2 separate regions of the Homo sapiens genome follow, and region 2 is linked to region 1. Evidence: read pairs that join two places in POLR2A ChIA-PET (ENCODE). Cell type or tissue: Caco-2. All regions are shown on one strand. Links, peaks and the distances in the headings refer to the core of each region. The heading gives the core; the rest is flanking DNA. Region 1 overlaps METAP1 (methionyl aminopeptidase 1). Region 2 overlaps RAP1GDS1 (Rap1 GTPase-GDP dissociation stimulator 1).

Region 1 (11,258 bases), core at 4,243-9,242:
TTTTATAATTTTACTGAGTTTCTCTAGCTTTTTACTGTGACAAATTTCAAACAAATAGAAAAGTTTAAAGAAGAATATAGTATAATTGCAGTATACTCTTCACCTAAGTTAACATTTTGCTGTATTTGTTTTATTTATGTGTGCTTGTATGTGTATTGGGTGTGTGTGTATATGTGTATTTGTTGAAATATTTTGGGAATAAGACACAGAAAACACGACACTGAATCTATTAAATATTCAGCAAACATTTTCTAATGACAAGGGCATTCTTAACTATAATACTATTATTACACCTAAGAAGATTAACAAGAATTCTCTGATTTCATCTAATAGGCCAATCTTACTTAAATTTCTCAATTATCTCCCAAATGTCATCCATAAAAGCTTTTTTGTTTGTTTTGCTTTTTGATTATAGACTCAGGAACCTATCAAAGCTCACATATAGCATTTGGCTGTCATGTCTCTTAATTTAGAATAGTCCTCATCTTATTTTCATGATACTAGCTTCTTGAAGAGGCTAGTCAGTTGTCTTGTAGAATGTTACACATTTTTGATTAACTGTTTCCTCAAAGTGTCTTTAAGTTGTTCTTTTGTCCCCTGTAGTTTCTGTAAGCCAGAAATCAAGCCCAACTGCTGTTAGATTTGTGAAACACTTTTTTTTTTTTTTTGAGACGGTCTCATTCTGTTGCCCAGGCTACAGTGCAGTGGTGTGATCATGGCTCACTACAGCCTCAACCTCCTGAGCTCAAGTGATGCTCCCGCCTTGGCCTCCTGAGTAGCTGGGACCATAGGCATGCCACCATGCCTGGCTAATTTTTGTACTTTTTGTAGAGATGGAGATCTCCCTATGTTGCCCGGGCTGCTGTCTCACTCCTGGGCTCAAGTGATCTGCTTGCCTCGGCCTCCCAAAGTACTGGGATTACAGGTGTGAGCCACTGCACCTGACCGTGAAACGCTGTTGACAAGACTCATAGGTGATGTTATCCACTTCACATTTCATCACATCAGGAGGCACAGAGTGGCTGGTGGTTCTGTTCCTAGCAGATCACCATTGATTGCACAGGTACTTTTTTTTAACCTCACAATTGGCATTTAATCTGTGGGATGATATTCTGGCACTTGGAGAGTATGCATTTTCTCAACAATCTTTCTCTGAGTGGTTTTAGCATTGCGATGATCCTTACCTGATAATTATTTCAGTGGAGGTTGCAAATGGTGATTTTCTCCCTAAGTCTGTCATTCAATAGCTGATCTTTTTTTTTTTTTCTGTAAGGTAGAGTTTTCCCTCATCAACTGGTAAATGAACTACGTTCCACCATTCCTACCAAGAAGATAGAAATGGTTGTGTACTGGGCACTAACCAGTAGTTGCAAATGTTTGTTGTTTTCAATTAGGAGCTTTGGATTGTTTTCTTTTTCATGTTCAAATTGTCTCAAATTTGATTAGTGTTATCACCTTTAAAGTGGCTTCTATATCCTTTTGAGTCTCCTCCATTACTCTCTGATTGCTTCCTAGCTCTCTGGCATATGATAAAACACATTCCCTAATACTTTCCCAGCCCCAGATCTGCAATCAGTCTTGTTTCTAAGCAGCCCTGGTTTCTGGCAGGAATGTTTTTAGAAATCTACATCTGAGTGCTAGGTATGCTTCCTCCTGTAATGTCCTTGCCTTTAGAAGAAGGGGTAGTGACATCTTCAAGGAATATTGCTCATGTGGAGGACACAGATAAAACAGCTAAAGAACAGTTTTTAAAAGCAGCACACTAAGTAGCTGAACAATGTACTAGGTAAAGACAGGCTTTGAAACGCCTCATGAAGGAGTTAAGAACTGAATTTTGATAAATAGGTGTGAAAATCAAATAGAGGAGTAGGTAAATAAAATGGTATATATTAAGGTGAAGGAGAGGACATTCTCTGCAGGGAAAGGATGTGTTTATGGAAGTAGGAGCAAGCTGAGGCATGTAGGTAATAGCAAGTAGATTAGCAGCTTTACTTTAAGGAAGAGTCCAAGTACAGAAATATAAGGAAATGAAATGATCGTTAGTAGGGATAGAGACCTTGCTGTTCAGTTGAATATTTTTTTCCAAAATGTAAATATTTCCTGTTAAATATATTGTTATAAAAAGGAGTACATGATCTTTGCAGAAATTTAAAACAGAAGTGTGTTAGGTGAAAACTATCATAATTCTAGCATCCTAAAACCAAAGCATTGTTTGGTTTCTTATCTTTCCAGATTTTTACATATGTACTATATACAGGTTAAGAACATGGATGCTGTCTTAAGAGGGCCTGCATTCAAAACTTGGACTTGTCATTAATTACCCCTGTGTTTTTTGGACATGTTAATCTGTGCCTCAGCTTTCTCATCTGTAAAATGAGATATCTGTGATAATAGTACCTATGTCTTGGTAGTGGTGTGAGGATTAATTCTCTGCCTAATCAGTGCTTGGTATGTAGTAAAATCTCAAATGTTAGCTGCTGTTTTTTATCTTTCAAAATAAAATAGAATTGTTGCTCTGCATTATATACACCTATACAGTTTTGTAATTTACCATTTTTTACATATCTTTAAAAAATTTGTTATAAAAAACATTTAATTTTACTGTCTTAATTATTTTTATGTGTATAGTTCAGTAGTGTTAAGCATATTTATGTTGTGAAACAGATCTCTAGAACGTTTTCATTTTGCAGAACTGAACTCCATAGCCCTATAACAGCAACTCTCCTTTGTCCTGTTTCCCAAACCCCTGGTAACTACTATTCTACTTTCTGTAGGAATTTGACTACTTTAGACATTTCATATAAGTCAGATTACACAATATTTGTTCTTTTGTGACTGGCTGATTTCACTTAATGCCCTGAAAGTTCCTTCATGTTGTACCCGTCACAGGATTTCCTTTGTAAGGCTGCATAGTATTTCATTTTATGTGTACCGCATGTTGTGTTTATCCATTCTTCTCTTGATGGACATTTGGGTTGTCTCTACCTCTTGGTTATTGTAAATAGTGCTTATGAACACGAGCGTGCAAATATTTCCTTGAGACCCTGCTTTCAGTTCTTTTGGATCTATACTCAGAAGTGGGATTGCTGGATCACACGATTATTTGTTTTTAGTTTTTTGAGGAGCAGTCATTCTGTTTTCTATAGTAGTTGGATTGTTCTACAATTCCAACACAATGTACAAGGGTTCTGATTTCTCCATATCCCCACCAACATTTGTTCTTTTCTGTTTTGTTTTTTTCATAGTAGTCATCCTAATGGGTATGAGCTGATACTTCATAGAGATTTTGATTTGCACTTTTCTGATGATTAGTGATGTTGAGCACGTTTCATATGCCTGTTGGCTAGTATATATCATCTTTGGAGAAATGTCTGCTTAAGTCTTTTGCCCATTTTAAAAATTGGGTTAATTCATTTTTTGATATTATGTTGTAAGAGTCTTAAAATATAATCTAGATGTCAACCCATTACCAGGTATGTTATTTGCAAATCTTTTCTCCTATTCCATAGGTTACCTTTTACTCTGTTGATTGTGTCCTTTGATGAACAAAAGTTTTTTAAGTTTGAGTAGTCTCATCTGTCTGTTTTTGCTTTAATTGCCTGTGCTTTTGGTGTTATCTCCAAACAATCATTGCCTAGTCCATTGTCACAAAGTATTTCCCCATTTCCCTTATGTTTTCATCTAGGAGTTTTATAGTTTTGGGTCTCATGTTCAGGTCTTTAATCTCTTTTGAGTTAATTTTTATATATGGTTAAGATAAGGGCACAACTTTATTCTTTGGCATTTGGATCCAGTTTTCCCAACAGTGTTTATTGAAGAGACTATTCTTTGCCTGTTGGCACCCTTGTCAAAAATCATCTGAGGCCAGGTGTGGTGCCTCACACCTGTAATCCCTGCACTTTGGGAGGCTGAAACTGGAGGATTGCTTGAGCCCAGGAATTCGAAACCAGTTTGGGCAAGATGGTGAAACCCTTTCTCTACAAAGAATACAAAAATTAGCCAGGCGTGTTGGCATGCGCCTGTAGTGCCAACTACTTGGGAGGCTGAGGCAGGAGGACCCCTTGAGCCCTAAAGAGTTTGAGGTGGCAGTGAGCTATGATTGTGCCACTGCACTCCAGCTTAGGTGACGAGGTGAGACCCCATCTTTAAAAAACAAAAACCTCCCAAAAAACACACATGACCAAATACACAAGGATTTATTTCTGGATTCTGTTCCATTTGTCTGTGTATCTGTTTTTATGCCAGTATTACACCATTTTCATTACTGTAGCTCTGGTATGTTTTGATATCAGGAAGTGTGAGTCTTCCAAATTTGCTCTTTTTCAGAATTGTTTTGGCTATTTGGGTCCCTTGAGATTTCATATGAATTTTAGAATTTTTTTCAATTTCTGCAAAATATGCCATTGGGATTTGGTGAGGATTGCATTGAATCTGTAAACTGCTTTGGGTAATATTGATATCTTAACCTTATCGTTTTCAGATACATGAACATGGGATGTCTCTCTATTTGTGTTGCCTTTACTTGCTTTTGGCAACGTGTTGTAGTTTGCATTATACAAGTCTTTTAACCTCCTTAGTTTAGGTTTATTTCTAGGTATTTTATTTTTAATGGAAATTTATTTTTAAATGGAATTGTTCCTTAATTTATCTTAAAATTATTCATTGTTAGTGTATAGAAATGCAACTGATTTTTATGTTGATTATCCTGCAACTTTAGTTTATTAGCTCTAACAGTTTTTTTTTTAATGAAATCTTTAAGGTTTTCTACATGTATAAGATCATGTCATCTGTGAACAGAGATAATTTTACTTCTTCCTTTTTAATTTGGATGCCTTTTATTTCTTTTTCTTGCCTAATTGCTCTGGCTAGGACTTCCAATACAATGTTGAATAGAAGTGATGAGAGCTGGCATCTTTATCTTGTTCCTGGACTCAGATGAAAAGCTTTCTGTCTTTCACCATTGAGTTTGATGTTAGTTATGGGCGTCTTATATATGAGCTTTGTTATGTTGAGGTAATTTTCATGTATTCCTAGTTTGTTGAGTGTCTTTATTTTGAAGGAGTATCAGATCTTGTCAGATGGTTTTTCTGAATCAATTGAGATGATTATGTGATTTTTATCCTTCATTCTGTTAATGTGATGTATTAAATTGATTTTTGTTTTTGAATATTCTTGCATTCCTGGAATAAATTCCACTTGGTCATGGTGTATAGTCCTTTCAGTGTGCTATTGAATTTATTTGTTAGTGTTTTGTTCAAGATTTTGCATCAATATTTATAAGGGATACTGGTCTTTAGTCTTTATCTGGCTTTGGTATAAGGGTAATGGTGGTTTCAAAGTATGAGCTTGGGCTGGGCGTGGTGGCTGATGCCTGTAATCCCAGCACTTTGGGAGGCTGAGGCAGGCGGATCACCTGAGGTTGGGAGTTCGAGACCACCCTGACCAACATGGAGAAATGCCATCTCTACTAAAAATACAAAATTAGCCAGGCGTGGTGGCATATGCCTGTAATCCCAGCTACTCGAGAGGCTGAGGCAGGAGAATTGCTTGAACCTAGGAGGCGGAGGTTGCGGTGAGCAGAGATCGCTCCATTTCACTCCAGCCTGGGCAACAAGAGTGAAACTCCATCTCAAAAAACAAAACAAAACAAAACAAAACAAAATGAGCTTGGAAGTTTTCTCTCCTCCTTTTTAGTTATTGAGTCTTATCTCTTTTCTTCGGTAGTCTAGCTAAGGGTTGGCCACTTTCTTTTCATTGTTTTTATTTTTTTGGGTAAAGATGGGGTCTTGCTGTGTTGTCCAGGCCGGTCTTGCATTCCTGGCCTCAGGCAGTCCTTCCCACCTCAGTCTTCCTTATTGCCTATTAATTTCTAATATTTATTATTTCCTTCTGTTAGCCTTAGGTTTTATCTTTTCTTCTTTTTCTAGTTCTTGAGGTAAAAGTCGGGTTGTTAATGTGAGTTTTTTTTTTTTTTTTTTCAAGACAGTGTCTCGCTCTGTCACCCAGGCTGGAGTGAGGTGGCACAATCTTGGCTTACTGCAACCTTTGCCTCCTGGATTCAAGTGATTCTCTTGCCTCAGCCTCTCGAGTAGCTGCACTGACTTACAGGTGCCTGCCACCACGCCCGGCTAATTTTTGTATTTTTAGTAGAGACAGGGTTTCACCATGTTGGCCAGGCTAGTCTCGAACTGCTGACGTCAGGTGATCTGCCCCGCTTGGCCTCCCAAAGTGCTGGGATTACAGGCATGAGCCACCACACCCGGCCGAGGTGTTTCTTTTTTAGTGTATATGTTTACAGCTGTAGACTTTCCTTTTAAAACATCTTTGGCTGTATCCCATAAAGTTTTTTTTTTTTTTTTTTTTTTTTTTAAAGATTTAAAGAGGTTTATTCTGAGCCAAATAAGAGCGACCAAGGTCTGTGACACAGCCTCAGGAGTTCTTGAAAACATGTACCCAAGGTGGTTGGGTTACAGCTTGATTTTATACATTTTAGGGGGACAGAAGTTACAGGCAGACATTAATCTGTACATGTAAGGTGTGCACTAGTTTGGTCCGCAAAGGTGGGACAACTTGAAGTGGGGTCTTCCAGGTCATAGGTGGGTTCAAAGATTTTCTGATTAGCAGTTGGTTGAAAGAGGCAACTTATTATCTAGGGGACTGGAATTAATAGAAAGGAGTGTCTGGATTAAAATAAGGGATTGTGAAGACCAAGGTTCTTACTATGCATCCCGTAAGTTTTGCATACTAAATGTTTTTGTTTTTATTTGTGTTGAAGTTCCCTTGTGACTTTTTCTTTGACACATTGGATTGAGAGTATGTTTCATTTCCACATATTTGTGGATTTTTCACATTTCTAACTTACCTATTTTTTTAAAACCTAAGACATTGTAGACTTCTTTGCACATGTAAGATTAATTTCATTACTTCTTTCTTTTATGAAAATATTTTTATTTTCTATAAATACATTTGGAAGAAATTATTTCTTCCCAACCCAGTCCACCCCATTAACTGTCAGTTTTTTCTACTAAAAAAGATGCTAATACCACCCTCACCTGTGACTGCTAAACAGAAAAATATTGCCTGGACTAGGCATTATTCCCCTAGTTGGAAATAAAGGCTGTTGGGCATGGGAGTTTGATCTTGTAAAGAAATCAACACTGAGACAAAGGATCTCTTAGCAAGGCTGGTTTACTTTCTGCCAAAAGGGTGCACTCACCAGCAGTCCAGCCACGAGAGCACACCAAACAAAGGAGACGGGGACATTTATAACCTTTACATCCTGATGCAATCCCCTATGGCTGTGTCCCGTTCCCATTGGCTGGGATGGGACCTCACACTCTAAACTTAACTGGATTGGTTAATAATTTAAAACTTTCCTAAATAGGACGAAGGGAAAAAGGACAAAGAAAAGAGGAAGTTAGTGATGAGAGGTCAGAGGGGTTCCCAAATAAGGAATGGCATGTATCCTGATCTGGGACTCATTTAGCCTTATCTCAACCTACTGGAACAAGCTGGAGCAGCCTTGGAATACACACATCCTAACATTTAACCGGGGAATGATAAATCTGTATGGATTTAAGAAACTTTGAGGAACTTCTCCATTCCTTTCAATTCCCTCCTCTTTTTGTTTTATAATTCTTCAAACTTGTCTAGCAAGTCTCTGCTTTGTTGTTTGGCTTGATCCCCTAATAAAAGCAACCTTTCCGAATAGGGTGGGGGAGAGGCAGAGGATAGATTATTAAGGGTTGTACTGATGAGCCTTTGTACAAGCCGTCGAATACAGGGTATGACACAACATCCAATAAGTAGAAGTATACCTAACACAGTTATAGAGGAAGTGAGGATTGAGGTTAAGATATCTTTCCAATTTCCAAATCAGTTTTCTAGCCAGCTAGAGATGGGTTATTTATGCCAGAGTTCTTAGCTAGCTTGTTTGATAAAGCAGTAAGTCCCTCTAGGGCTCTTGTTATACTTCTATCTGGGGCTGTGTTATTTGGAATGAACGTGCAGTATTGGGTCTTAATCATTACGCAAACACCACCTTTCTCAGCTAGCATCATATCAAGAGTGATTCTGTTATCCTGTGTCATTTGGCTAGTAGATCTTAATTCATCTGCAATTCCCCTGACCACTTTGGTGTAGTTAACTAATCATTGTTGATTATAGTAAATATAGTTTATCCAGTCTACATTTTTGTTTATCGTGACCCACCAAAATAACGTTGACTCGAGTCTAGCAGCTATCTGATCTCTGGCCTTAAATTCATCAGGAACCCCCCTTGCAACACCTGTCGCATCTAGGTGGATATGAGGATCAAAGGATCTGTAAGGAGCTCTTGTAGTGTGTTGGTGGTGGGGTGTTTCCTATTTTTGTTGATGAAATGCCAGGGTAAAAGGGATAGCCAATTGGACTAGAGTGCAAGTACCATTCCAGTTATATGGCAGAGTATCCAGTAAGTGCCCCCCGACATTACCACCATATGTCCCACTCAAGGATGGCTGATGGAGGCCTCATGGGTTAGCTCTTAGAAGTGCCTTACCTCCCTGCATCCTGTGAAATTTCCAAGGAATATTGAGTTCTCCTCCTGCTGTGAGAGGCATGAGGCAAACTCTGCCCTGGAAGATGGAGGCTGAATGGCCCTCGGGGGCTGACCCTCAGGGTGTTGTACTTCAGGATATAGCAGAGAGAGAGCTTGGCAAGATTCATCATTCCAGGCTGTAGAATCTTGAAAGAGAGCTACCACACACTCCAAATCCGTCGCATGTGAAGAACACTTAAGTGGAAAGGGGACAATCTGGGCCTCTGGCTTACCGTGTGCACAAGTGTAACAGTCGCTTTTGTTTAGAGTGTGGACAGAATATTTAATCCGTTTTAACCAGGCATTTGCATCTTGATACCCTGTCTCAATAGCTTAAGTCTGCTTTAAGTCATTTACTTGTACTACTGATGCTTTTGTCTTATCATTTAGTAAAGGACTAATTGGGATAATAGAAGTTTGATTTAAAGCCGAGACTACTGGGGTTGGAGAAGGGAAAGGAGGAAGAGGGAGAAGGCGTATTTCAAACCTCCCTATCGGATCCTTCCCCTTTGACATTTGCCCAATACCGTAGAGATGGCCGATAGCTGGCTGATTATCTATATTAGAATTAAGAATAGGGTTACACTGATAAAGCTTACAATCAGGGGAAATGCTTCCTTATGTGAAATAAAGATTAGGCCTAAGCTCAGTACAAACCCCTCCTGTAGAGGTCCAGCCTCTGTATTGAGTGGTCCATAGAACATTATTCCAACTGCTGCAAGGCTGCCATTCGGTGGGAATGAAGAAGCGGCGTCTTGGCTTTAATTGATCGCATCTATGGGAGTGAGAGACTGTTAGATTAAATGGGGGACCAGGACATAGATATTTTTCTGAAGAGGCTAGTTGCCTTTGGTTATGTAGGTCCCCGCATGGCATCACTAGACAAGCATCAAAGGATATCACTTGAGATGATTCCAATCTAGTTATGTTAATAATAAAATGAGAGATAGTGAGAGGAAAGAAAGAAAAATAGAAATAAAGGTATGTTAGGTTCTTCTTAATTTTAACTTGGTGGGACTTGGCTCGGGGACCACAATCCAGGATTCTGAGGGTGTCGACGCTTTCTTGACTCGAGTGTGATGGGTCCACCCCTTCTCGGCAGTGCGAACTGCGGTTTCGATGGTCAATAACATGAGGTAGGATCCTTCCCAGGCTGGCTCGAGCCTTCCTTCCTTCCATCCCTTTATGAAGACGTGGTCTCCAGGCTGATGCGATTGTACTGGGAATTCCAAGGGTGGTGCTTGTGCTAAAAGACCTTTGGTTTTAAGGGAAGAAAAAGTAGAGGAGAGTCCAAATATGTTATTTCTAAGGAACTGATCTTTGGTTTCAAAGGTAGGCACATCAGCTGAGGAATGTAAGTAAGGCAATCCATATAACATTTCATAGGGGGATGAACCTGTATCTCTTCGGGGAGCTGTCCTGATTCTGAATAAAGCAATAGGGAGGCATTTGGTCCATCGTAGATGAGTCTCTAAAATTTAGTTAGATGACTTGTCTGATTCATTCTTTCTACTCTCCTGGAGGAGGAGGGGTGCCACCGAATGTGGTATTCCCATTCTATGTCCAGCACCTGGGCCAGTTTTATCATAATGTGTGCCGTAAAGTGGGTCCCATTATCTGAGTCAACATTTTCTATTAATCCAAACCTGGGTATAATATGTTCAATTAAGGCCGTCACTATATTACTGGCAGTGGCCTTTGAGAAAGGAGTGGCCTCTACCCAATGAGTGATGTGGTCTACTATCACTAATAGGTATTTTAGCCTACTGGCAGCATTTCAATATAATCAACTTGAACACTTTGGAATGGTCTTAGCCTAGGTGTTCTTCATCCTAGAGGTAGTTTCTTTAGGGTCTGCTTATTAGTTTTCTTACAGATAATGCAGCTGTCAGTGACCTGTCTGGCCAGGGTGTAGATCCCAGTACATCCATAGACTGAGGACAGCGTCACATAGGGCCTGAGGGCCCCAGCATGTTCCTTGGTGTAAGTGGGACAGAACTTCTTTCATAAGGGGTTTGGAGAGCATCTCTCTCTGATCTGGGAGAATCCATCTCCCTTCTGTATTTTCTTTAGCCCACATTTCGCTTAGTTTTTCCTTTTAGGCTGAAGAGAAAATAGGAGCTAATTTGGGGGAGAGGAGGGAGGGAGTTAGATGAAATATTTGTTTCACAGCCATTGCTGCTCTTTTGGCTACCTGATCTGCAAGATTATTACCTCGACTTTCAAATGAAAAGTCATGCTGGTGTCCAGGGACATGTACAATAGCTATTTCTCCTGGTAGCTGGAGATTATTTAAAACACAAGTCACTAATGACTCATGAGCAAGCTTTTGGCCTTGGCTGTTCATCAGGCCTCTGTCTGCCCCAATTTTTCCAAATGTATGCGCTACCCCAAAAGCATACTTACAGCCTGTATAAGTGTTCCTATCTCATTTTCTGGATATTTAAGGGCCTGACTGAGAGCAAATAGTTCACAGCCTTCGGCGGAATAGTTATCAGGTAATTGCCCCGATTCAGTTTCCTCAAGAGTTTCTCCATCCACCACAGCATATCCACTGTGCCTGTCTCCATCAAACATCCGAGAGGACCCATCTAGGAACAAATGTTGTCTTGTTTTATAAGGGGTTTCAGATAGGTCTGGTCATACCTTGGTATCATAATTAAATCTAGATACAAATGTT
Region 2 (11,258 bases), core at 5,043-10,042, 600 kb before region 1:
TGAAGCAACAGTCTGTTCCACCTAGAGAAGCGCACTTTGTGAGAACAAACGGAAGGGGCCTGAGCTGCTGGAACCTCTTCCCTATGAATTCATGGCATAATAGGTGTTTTCAAGATAAAAGGCTTCTAGACTATTAAAAAGTATATAAAAAATTAATTCCAGATAGATTGACCTAAATGTGAAAGTTAAAACTTCAGAGGGTTTATCTTAAAATGTAAGCTAGGAGAATATCATCATGGCCTTGAAATACTTTTCTTAGATCACAAAAAGCTCTAATCATAAAGGAAAAAATTGAGACATTGGTTACTTTAAAAGTAAAACTTCTGGCTAGCCTGGTGGCTCATGACTGCAATCCTAATGGCTTTGGGAGGGCAAGACGAGGATCACTTGAGACCAGGAGTTCGAGACCAGCCTGAGCAACATAGTGAGGCCTCATCTCTACCAAAAACAAATAAATAAAAGTTAAAACTCTTTTTTTAAAGACACCGTTAAGAGTGAAAAGCAAGACTGGATGAGAGAATATAATTATAACATATAACTGACAGAGGGCTTGTGTATACAGTGTATAAAAACTCTTAAAAATCATTAAGAAAAATGTGAAAAACATTTTAATAAGCACTTGACAAAAGATTTATATTAAGTCCAACAGACTTAATATAGATATGAAAATGTTCACTCTTAGGTAACACAAAATAAAACCACAATAAAATACCACTATACACCCACTGGAAAGTCTCATAAACCAACTGTTGATGAGGGTGTGGAACAGTGGGAGTGTAAATTGGTACAATTGGGAAGTAGTATCTATTGAAGTTGAAGCAATAGATCCAACAATTCTGCTCTTAGAAATATACCCAGAAGCTTGTGCACATGTATACCAGGAACTGTTACAGGAATGTTCAAAGCAGCATTATTTATAATGAAAAATTGGAAACAACCAAAATCCATTAACAGTAGAATGAATAAATCATAGGATATTAATATAATGGAAAAATATAGAGTTATGAAAAGGAATGAAGACAGCTGTAACCATTACTGTGGATGAATCTCATAATGTTGAAAGGAAAAAGCCAACACTGAAAAATACATATTGTATGATTCAATTTATATAAAGTTAAAAACAAAAAGTAAAACTAAACTGTAGTTTTTAGGAATGATTATTTACTTGGTAAAATGATGAAAGTATAGAAGTGATTACCATAATAACCAGGATGATTTGAGACAAATGAAGGAAGGGGTTTGTTATCAGAAACAGAAATGCAGAGATAGGCTTCCTGAGTTGTTGGCAATGAATTTCTTGATCTAGGTGATAGATACATGGTTATTTGCTTTCTAATAATATATTAAACTTAACTTGGATATTTTATGCACTTCTCTGCATTTGTGGTTTTCTTTCACTCTTTAAAAAAAGTTTTAAAATACCTATATATGATGCATACATGATACATACAAGTGTACATTCATACATATGTGTGTAAACAGTGGTGATAAAGATACTTGTCCTTGGACAGAATGGTTTTGGTAAATGTGCTGGGCTGTCTGCTTTGGCAGAATGTCTTGCTAATCCTAATTAAGGTAGTTTAAGCCTCCTATATATTTGTTTTCAGGTATTTGATTTCAGTCAAATTGTGAGAAGAGATTATCTGTAAACTTTAACATTGAGACATTTAGGCTGGGAGTGATGGCTTACGCCTGTAATTCCAGCACTTTCAGAGGCCAAGGCAGAAGGATTGCTTGAGCCAGGAGTTCAAGACCAACCTGGGCAACACAGCAAGACCCTGTCTCAAAAAAAAAAATTAATTAAAATTTTAAAACTACAATATTGACACATTTAAAATTTCTTAAATGTCTTAGGTCCTATTTCTTAGGGAGAAATTTGTTTTTTATCTCATTGGTGTTTTGGCAAAGTAAAAATTTTACTGTGACCTTCAGTCAATTTTAGGCCATAAAATAACCTATAACTTTCCTTGCAGTATTTCAAAATAACAATGTGTTGATATTTATTACTGTTTTCCCCTCTGCCTTCACATCTGTTTTATAATTGCACAATGGATAGGATGATACCATTGAAGGCTTGTTTTTGGACTAATTCTTTGCATGTATCATCCTTCATTTTCCCAGTACACGAAGGAGAGTGATTTCAGCATTAGAAGTTGGGATTTGTATAGTTCAAGGATTTTAGTATTTTTAAGGCTTTTTCATCATAGTTTTTAATTCTAGTCACCACACATCTCTAGCCCTAGCATTCTGTAACCAAGGAAACGCCCTACTTTTAGCATGGCACAGTACAAGTGTACCTTTTAAAGAAATATTCCAGGTTGAATACTCTGTGTATTCTGAGATAATATTCAAAAGAAGATCAGTGATCCTAGTGATTCAAAAAAGCCAAATTTTAACACATTAAAATTGCCTGAAAGTCTTAAGTATTTATTTTTAAAAGTCTTTATTTTTCCTAAATGATAAGCTGAAGCTGCCATTGCCATATATGGATGCATATACAGCTTAGGGAAACCAATGACTAAAATAAAATCCAACTGAAAAAATAAAGTTTAAATTTAAAAATTTCTGGCCAGGTACAGTGGCTCATGCCTGTAATCCTAGCACTTTGGGAGGCCAAGGCAGGAAGATTGCTTGAGGCCATGAGTTCAAGACCAGCCTAGGCAACATAGTGAGACCCTGTCTCTACAAAAAAAGTTTAAAAATTAGCCAGGCATGGTGGCATGCACTTTTAGTCCCAGCTACTCAGGAGGCTGAGATAGGAGGATTGCTTGAGCCCAGGAGTTCAAGGATGCAGTGAGCTATGATCATACCACTGCGCTCCAGCCTGGGCAACGGAGCGAGACACTGTCTCTTAAACAAAAAATCTGTGTTGCAAATGTATTTTTCAGGTGAGTTGACTAGCATTTATCTTAAGGAGTATCAACTACACTCAAAGCATTTAGATAGGCCAGTTTAGGTTAAGATACAAAGATGAGTAAGGTGTATCTATTGGGGGAACCAGCCCCCAATATTTCAATGTATGTTCTATTTTCCCTAAATGTCGGCCCATCTGAGAAATAGAGAAAGAGTACAAAAAGAGGAATTCTACAGCTGGGCCTCCAGGGGTGACATCACATATCGGTAGGTCCGTGATGTCCCCTGAGCCACAAAACCAGGAAGTTTTTATTAGGGATTTCAAAAGGGGAGGGAGTGTACAGGGAGTAGGTCACAAAGATCACGTGCTTTACAGGGCAATAAAGATCACAAGGCAAGGGCAAAGCAAAGATCACAAGGCAAAGGGCAAAATTAGAATTACTGATGAGGGTCTATGTTTGGCTGTGCACGTATTATCTTGATAAACACCTTAAACAACAGAAAACAGCGTTCGAGAGCAGAGAACCGGTCTGACCTCAAACTTACCAGGGCGGGATCTTTTCCGCACCCTAATAAGCCTGAGGGTACTGCAGGAGACCAGGGCGTATTTCAGTCCTTATCTCAACCGCATAAGACAGATACTCCCAGAGCGGCCATTTATAGACCTCCCCCCAGGAATGCAATTCCTTCCCCAGGGTATTACTATTTTTTTTTTTATTATACTTTAAGTTTTAGGGTACATGTACACATTGTGCAGGTTAGTTACATATGTATACATGTGCCATGCTGGTGCGCTGCACCCACTAACTCGTCATCTAGCATTAGGTATATCTCCCAATGCTATCCCTCCCCGCTCCCCCCACCCCACCACAGTCCCCAGAGTGTGATATTCCCCTTCCAGTGTCCATGTGATCTCATCGTTCAATTCCCACCTATGAGTGAGAATATGCAGTGTTTGGTTTTTGTTCTTGCGATAGTTTACTGAGAATGATGATTTCCAATTTCATCCATGTCACTACAAAGGACATGAACTCATCATTTTTTATGGCTGCATAGTATTCCATGGTGTATATGTGCCACATTTTCTTAATCCAGTCTATCATTGTTGGACATTTGGGTTGGTTCCAAGTCTTTGCTATTGTGAATAATGCCGCAATAAACATACATGTGCATGTGTCTTTATAGCAGCATGATTTATAGTCATTTGGGTATATACCCAGTAATGGGATGGCTGGGTCAAATGGAATTTCTAGTTCTAGATCCCTGAGGAATCGCCACACTGACTTCCACAATGGTGGAACTAGTTTACAGTCCCACCAACAGTGTAAAAGTGTTCCTATTTCTCCACATCCTCTCCAGCACCTGTTGTTTCCTGACTTTTTAATGATTGCCATTCTAACTGGTGTGAGATGGTATCTCATGTGGTTTTGATTTGCATTTCTCTGATGGCCAGTGATGATGAGCATTTTTTCATGTGTTTTTTGGCTGCATAAATGTCTTCTTTTGAGAAGTGTGTGTTCATGTCCTTCGCCCACTTTTTGATGGGGTTGTTTTTTTCTTGTAAATTTGTTTGAGTTCATTGTAGATTCTGGATATTAGCCCTTTGTCAGATGAGTAGGTTGCGAAAATTTTCTCCCATTTTGTAGGTTGCCTGTTCACTCTGATGGTAGTTTCTTTTGCTGTGCAGAAGCTCTTTAGTTTAATTAGATCCCATTTGTCAATTTTGTCTTTTGTTGCCATTGCTTTTGGTGTTTTGGACATGAAGTCCTTGCCCATGCCTATGTCCTGAATGGTAATGCCTAGGTTTTCTTCTAGGGTTTTTATGGTTTTAGGTCTAACATTTAAATCTTTAATCCATCTTGAATTGATTTTTGTCTAAGGTGTAAGGAAGGGATCCAGTTTCAGCTTTCTACATATGGCTAGCCAGTTTTCCCAGCACCATTTATTAAGTAGGGAATCCTTTCCCCATTGCTTGTTTTTCTCAGGTTTGTCAAAGATCAGATAGTTGTAGATATGCGGCATTATTTCTGAGGGCTCTGTTCTGTTCCAATGATCTATATCTCTGTTTTGGTACCAGTACCATGCTGTTTTGGTTACTGTAGCCTTGTAGTATAGTTTGAAGTCAGGTAGTGTGATGCCTCCAGCTTTGTTCTTTTGGCTTAGGATTGACTTGGCGATGCGGGCTCTTTCTTGGTTCCATATGAACTTTAAAGTAGTTTTTTCCAATTCTGTGAAGAAAGTCATTGGTAGCTTTATGGGGATGGCATTGAATCTGTAAATTACCTTGGGTAGTATGGCCATTTTCACGATATTGATTCTTCCTACCCATGAGCATGGAATGTTCTTCCATTTGTTTGTATCCTCTTTTATTTCCTTGAGCAGTGGTTTGTAGTTCTCCTTGAAGAGGTCCTTCACATCCCTTGTAAGTTGGATTCCTAGGTATTTTATTCTCTTTGAAGCAATTGTGAATAGGAATTCACTCATGATTTGGCTCTCTGTTTGTCTGTTGTTGGTGTATAAGAATGCTTGTGATTTTTGTACATTGATTTTGTATTCCCCAGGGTATTATTAATATTCCTTGCTGAGAAAAGAATTCAGTGATATCTCTCCTACTTGCACATCCGTTTATAGGCTCTCTGCAAGAAGAAGAATATGGCTCTATTCTGCCTGACCCTGCAGGCAGTCAGACCTTTGGTTGTCTTCTCTTGTTCTGTAAAATCACTGTTATTCTGTTTGTTTTCAAGGTGCACTGATTTCATATTGTTCAAACACCCATGTTTTACAATCAGACTTCATATTTTTCAAGCACACATGTTCTACAATCAGTTTGTACAATAGTGATCCTGAGGTGATGTACATTCTCAGCTTACAAAGATAACAGGATTAAGAGATTAAAGTAAAGACAGGCATAAGAAATTATGAGTATTATTTGGGAACTGATAAATGTCCATGAAATCTTCACAATTTATGTTTTTCTGCCACGGTGCCAGCCAGTCCCACCATTTGGGGTCCCTGACTTCCCACAACATATATCTGCTCAGGAGATAGATGGAGACAGATATGGAGGCAAATATAAGCTCTTCAGTGAAATAAGTGTTATAATGAAAGAATACTTAAAGATATTAGAAGTATAATAAAAAGTGTTGATGTGGGGGTGGAGTTTCCTATGAAGATCAGTTTTAAAAATGTAATTGGGATGTAAATTCTGTCTCTAAAATACCTTATGTTATGTTTAGCCATCAGAAAGGTTCAAGGTTATTTTTTTCTTTTAACTTTTATTATGAACATTTTGAAATGTATTCAGAAATAGCATTTAGTAAACCACCATGTACCCATCACTCAAGAAAGCTTTAAATCAATGAAAACCTGAAGCCCTTTTTAAAAACACGACTTTATTTATTTATTTATTTAATTTTTATAGACAGGGTCTCACTCTGTTGCCCAGACTGGAGTGCAGTGGCACAGTCATAGCTTACTGTAACCTTGAACTCCTGGCCTCAAGCAATCTTCCTGCCTTGGCCTCCCAAAGCACTGGGATTACAAGTGTAAGCCACCATGCCCAGCCCTATTTTATAGTATTTTATAGCTTGCCCTTTAAACATGAGCATGATATCTAGAGTAATAGTGGAGTGATACTAGTTGCTTTCAGAGCTGAGTATCAATTTGTTTAGATGCTGCAAGACATCCTGAAAAATTTGGCAATTTCAAATGGAAATATGAAATAAAGCTTTTTTGTATATTTAAATGAACTGTCAAGATAGTTTACTTTGAAGATTTGAGTTTCAAAAATGTATTATCTAAATCATGCATTTTCTTAGTTTTTTTTTTTTTTTTTTTTTTTTTTTTTTGAGACAGAGTCTCGCTCTATTGCCCAGGCTGGAGTGCAGTGTTGCAATCTTGGCTCACTGCAAGTTCCGCCTCCCAGGTTCACGCCATTCTCCTGCCTCAGCCTCCTGAGTAGCTGTGACTACAGGCGCCTGCCACTGCACCTGGCTAATTTTTTTTTGTATTTTTTAGTAGAGACGGGGTTTCATGGTGTTAGCCAGGATGGTCTCGATCTCCTGACCTTGTGATCCGCCCATCTCGGCCTCCCAAAGTGCTGGGATTACAGGCGTGAGCCACCGCACCTGGCCCTCTTAGTTTCTTATAATTCTTTATAATGGACTGCTTATACCAGAGCTCCTATTTTATCTCAAAGTTTGATTATTTTGTTCACGTTGTTCTTTAGATGCTATTAAACTACAGCTGGTTGAAGCAGGCCTAGTAGAGTGTCTACTAGAGATTGTTCAGCAAAAAGTGGATAGTGACAAAGAAGATGATATTACTGAGCTCAAAACTGGTTCAGATCTCATGGTTTTATTACTTCTTGGAGGTGAGTTGTAATTTATGCCAGCCAAAGAATGTGGTTGTCAGATGTTTTTAAAATTTATTGTCTCTTCTGTAAATACTACCCTAGACATTTTCTCATATTCCTATCTCACCTGCTATTGAGGTGATGATTTTGACATCTTAAACATGCCATTGATACAACCAGACATAATGAACCTGAAAAAGAAGTGTCTTCACTATCTTCCAGTATTTGAAGAGCTGTCACATAGAAGAGATAGCTTTGGCACCAAGGGACTAAAGAAAAGCTAGATGGCTCCCTGGGACTTGGACTAGAAAAAATGCTAGACTCTATTGTCTAGTATCTATTAAATGTTTATTATAAAAAGAATCATTACTTTTCCCATTATGAATGTAACAGTTTGTGAGGTGTGAGTTTCCAGTTGGATATTCACCTAAGAATGTGAATTTGTTACTCCTAGTTATTTTTCTCTTGCTTAACTATTCGTTTCATTTACCTCCAGATGAATCCATGCAGAAGTTATTTGAAGGAGGAAAAGGTAGTGTATTTCAAAGGGTACTCTCTTGGATCCCATCAAATAACCACCAGCTACAGCTTGCTGGAGCATTGGCAATTGCAAATTTTGCCAGAAATGGTAAGCATATTAGTTCCTCCTTTGTTAGTCAAATACTCTATATTTGTTTATTTTTGCTTTGCTACCACATATACTAAAACTGGAACAGTTTAGAAGTTGTGTAATATGTGTATATGCTGCTAACTTAATTTTTCAGAAATCTGAAATACTTAGTGACATTCCTAACAAATTACATATTTTATGCAATTCAACTAAATTCTAATAGTTTAAATATCATGAAGTGCTTCTTTTGAATACTTGGCACTTCAGAGCTTAGTAAGTTTGAATCCCATTCTAGTATACATCTGCTTTCTTTTGCCTAGTGATTTTATTTTGGATCTAATTATCTGAGTATTCATTCTAGGATTATTGTGCCTCAACTTATATACTTTTATGCCCATAAAACTTAAGTATGAATAATCCCCTGGCATCGTGTAGAATGTTTAATTTAGTTTAATAATGTTTCAGGGGGCGCCAGACTTCTATGTTTATGAAATCTGGCACTACCAAAAAACTCAAATACAGTCTAGAAACTCATTCTTACGTTCCTCATGAAATATACCGTGTCTAGGAAATACAGTTTATTTTTCTTTTTAGTTTAATCATCTTCCAGTACAAACTGTTGGTATATATTATATCATAATGGCTTACTTGCTCCATTTTTACTCCTTCTTTTTGGGAGTGACTTCCTAATTATGGAGGTAAGAGTGGCATAATATGGATAATTATTGAAACTAGATATGGGGTAAATAGTGGTTCATTATAATATTCTCTCCGCTTTGTAAGTGTTTGAAAAATAATTTAGGTATCAGCCATGATAGCAAAAGGTAGAGTACTATCACTGTAACATTGGGAGAACACAAGCATACATCACAATAAATGAAAAATATTGGACATTCTAACCATGTGTTTCTACTTCTGATATATTATCTGGCTCTAAACTAAAGATTTTTCTGGTAATTTTCTGATTTTAAAACTTTTATCTAGTTTAAGAATTTTTTTTAACACTTCTCACTCAGTAAACAGAAAAACCTATAAATCTGATGGGAGAAAGATTTGGAATTCATTTTATTGTATAGCTCCATTTTCCCTAATGTAGATAATAGCCAGACATCAGTATTATAAAGTATTTATAGATATTTTAAAGAGGAAGAAAAAGATGTGTGTTTTTTTTTTCAGATGCAAATTGTATTCATATGGTAGACAATGGGATTGTAGAAAAACTTATGGATTTACTGGACAGACATGTAGAAGATGGAAATGTAACAGTACAGCATGCAGCACTAAGTGCCCTCAGAAACCTGGCCATTCCAGGTAAGACTTAAGAATAGAAGGCAGCTGTGTACAAAATAAAATCCATCATTTGGGGAAGCTATTAACTGTATGTGATTTGTGAACCTGCTCTGATGAAGAAAATTTAAAAAAAAATAGTCTTCACATTGTTCACATTTTTTCATGCTAATAAATGGAGATCATATGTTAAATAAGTTTTGTGAGACTGTACAAGAATAATCTTTGCCTTCATTCAGATATCCTGTTACCTTTTGCGAACTGTTAGATTTTCATCATGTTTTATAGTTAAGCTTTTTTAAGTTTGAGATGGGGTCTCACTCTGTCAGCCAGGCTAGAGTGCAGTGACGCAGTCCTGGCTCACCACAGCCTCTACCTTCTGAGCTCAAGTTATCCTCCCACCTCAGCCTCCTGAGGAACAGGGACTACAGGCATGTGCCACCATGCCCAGCTGATTTTTTTTTTTTGTAGAAACAGGATCTCACTATGTTGCCTAGGCTGGTCTTGAACTCCTGGGCTCAAGCAGTCCACCCACCTTTGCCTCCTAAAGTGCTGGGATTACAGGTGAGAGCTACTGCACCAGGCCTTAGGCATCTTTAGTTGAGGTAGAATAATGACATCAATTAACAGAGTCCACTCAAGAATGACTTTCAGTTGTTGTTTTTCTATAAGCAGATGTACAATTTTTTTAAAATAGCCTTAATGTGCCTTTGGAAGTCATGAAATCACTGTATTATGGAAAATACAACAAAAGATAGTTAAAACTATTCTTTTATCCTACTTTCTAAAAATAAATTTCTGATTAGATGAAATAGTACAATTACATGATGATCCAATCCATTTGAATTCATTTGGTTTACATAGGATAGTAACATTTATTAATGTCTATAACATTTATATTAACACAGTTGGATCAAAAACGGAATTGTGCTTTTTGTTGTAAGAGGGTAACATTTTCAGATTTCCTTTACAAACTATGTAAGTAAGTGTTTTGGATTGGATCTAAAAAGCCATGATACTGTCATAAAAATTATTATATTGTCTGTTATCCGCTTATACACAAATAGGATACGGACACACACATAAACAACTGAATTCCATTCTTAAAATTGACAAAAAAGTGACAAGATTGTTTCTAAATGGAAAAATAAAACATGGATCTTAAAGATACTTAATAAACCTGTATTGAATTGAATGTTTATCAACAGGAATGCTAATACCATTTTAACCATAGTCTCTCTTTTTCTCCAGTTATAAATAAAGCAAAGATGTTATCAGCTGGGGTCACAGAGGCAGTTTTGAAATTTCTTAAATCTGAAATGCCTCCTGTTCAGTTCAAACTTCTGGGAACATTAAGAATGTTAATAGATGCACAAGGTAAAAGAAATGTTTTCCCCAACTTGCATTTTTCATATGATAGTCTTAATGTGCCTCTAGTTGAAAAAGGACTTGTTTTTAGCTTTTAGGATTATGTAATCATAAAAAATAGCAAATAAAAGATTTAAAAGTTGGTTTTGGAACTCCATTTGTTAATTTTTATGCTTGTTATAATTATTTATTTATACATATTATTTATTTATTTATTTATTTATTTATTTGTTTATTTATTTATTTTTGAGACAGAGTCTTGTTCTGTCACCCAGGCTGGAGTGCAGTGGTGCGACCTCAGCTCACCGCAACTTCCGCCTCCTGGGTTCAAGCAATTTTCCTGCCTCAGCCTCCTGAGTAGCTAGGATTACAGGCATGCTCCACAACTCCTGGCTAATTGTTTTGGAATTTCACTAGACATGGGGCTTGTTGCTCAGGCTGCTCTTGAACTCCTGGCCTCAAGCGATCCACCCACTTCAGCCTCCCAAAGTGCTGGGATTACAGGTGTGAGCCACCATGTCCAGCCTATAATTGACTTTAAATAGAAATTATACCATATCTCTCCTTATTAGTACTTATAGTCCTGGTTTTAGGTTGCTTTATTCATCAGTTTCGGCAGGGGGTGTTGTGTTTTGGCATTCTATACCCATTTTTACCTTGGCTTTGAAATCAAATTTCATTATTGTGACAGTCAAAAATTTTTTAAATTTGTCTTCCAGACAGGGAGAGCATTTTTCTGTTTGCAGAAACAGCAGTCAGAACCACTCCTAGGAATGAATTATGTTT

The links. ChIA-PET counts read pairs that join two places held together with the same protein. Peaks named below come from ENCODE experiments on the same cell type or tissue, not always from the same donor. Only the 100,000 strongest peaks of a DNase experiment are listed, where the experiment ranks them.
Region 2: POLR2A ChIA-PET joins it to region 1 with 8 read pairs; 2 of 35 experiments call an interaction of 5 or more read pairs at or near these places.

Annotation. Positions count from the first base shown.
Region 1 is chr4:99,006,310-99,017,567 of GRCh38, forward strand. All of the region lies in intron 1 of METAP1 (methionyl aminopeptidase 1), which reads left to right. It overlaps LOC124900738 (a long non-coding RNA gene), which reads right to left. Exons shown (of 2, transcript XR_007058198.1): 2 at 7,171-9,833. Among named protein-coding and RNA genes, the nearest start is that of MIR3684, 15 kb to the left of the region's middle. In Caco-2, for the core only: no CTCF peak of the experiment used is centred there; a DNase peak (open chromatin) is centred at 7,272.
Region 2 is chr4:98,409,664-98,420,921 of GRCh38, forward strand. It overlaps RAP1GDS1 (Rap1 GTPase-GDP dissociation stimulator 1), which reads left to right. Exons shown (of 15, transcript NM_001100427.2): 8 at 7,082-7,225; 9 at 7,704-7,835; 10 at 8,994-9,128; 11 at 10,356-10,481. It also overlaps the pseudogene RPL21P48. Among named protein-coding and RNA genes, the nearest start is that of RAP1GDS1, 150 kb to the left of the region's middle. In Caco-2, for the core only: no CTCF peak of the experiment used is centred there; no DNase peak of the experiment used is centred there.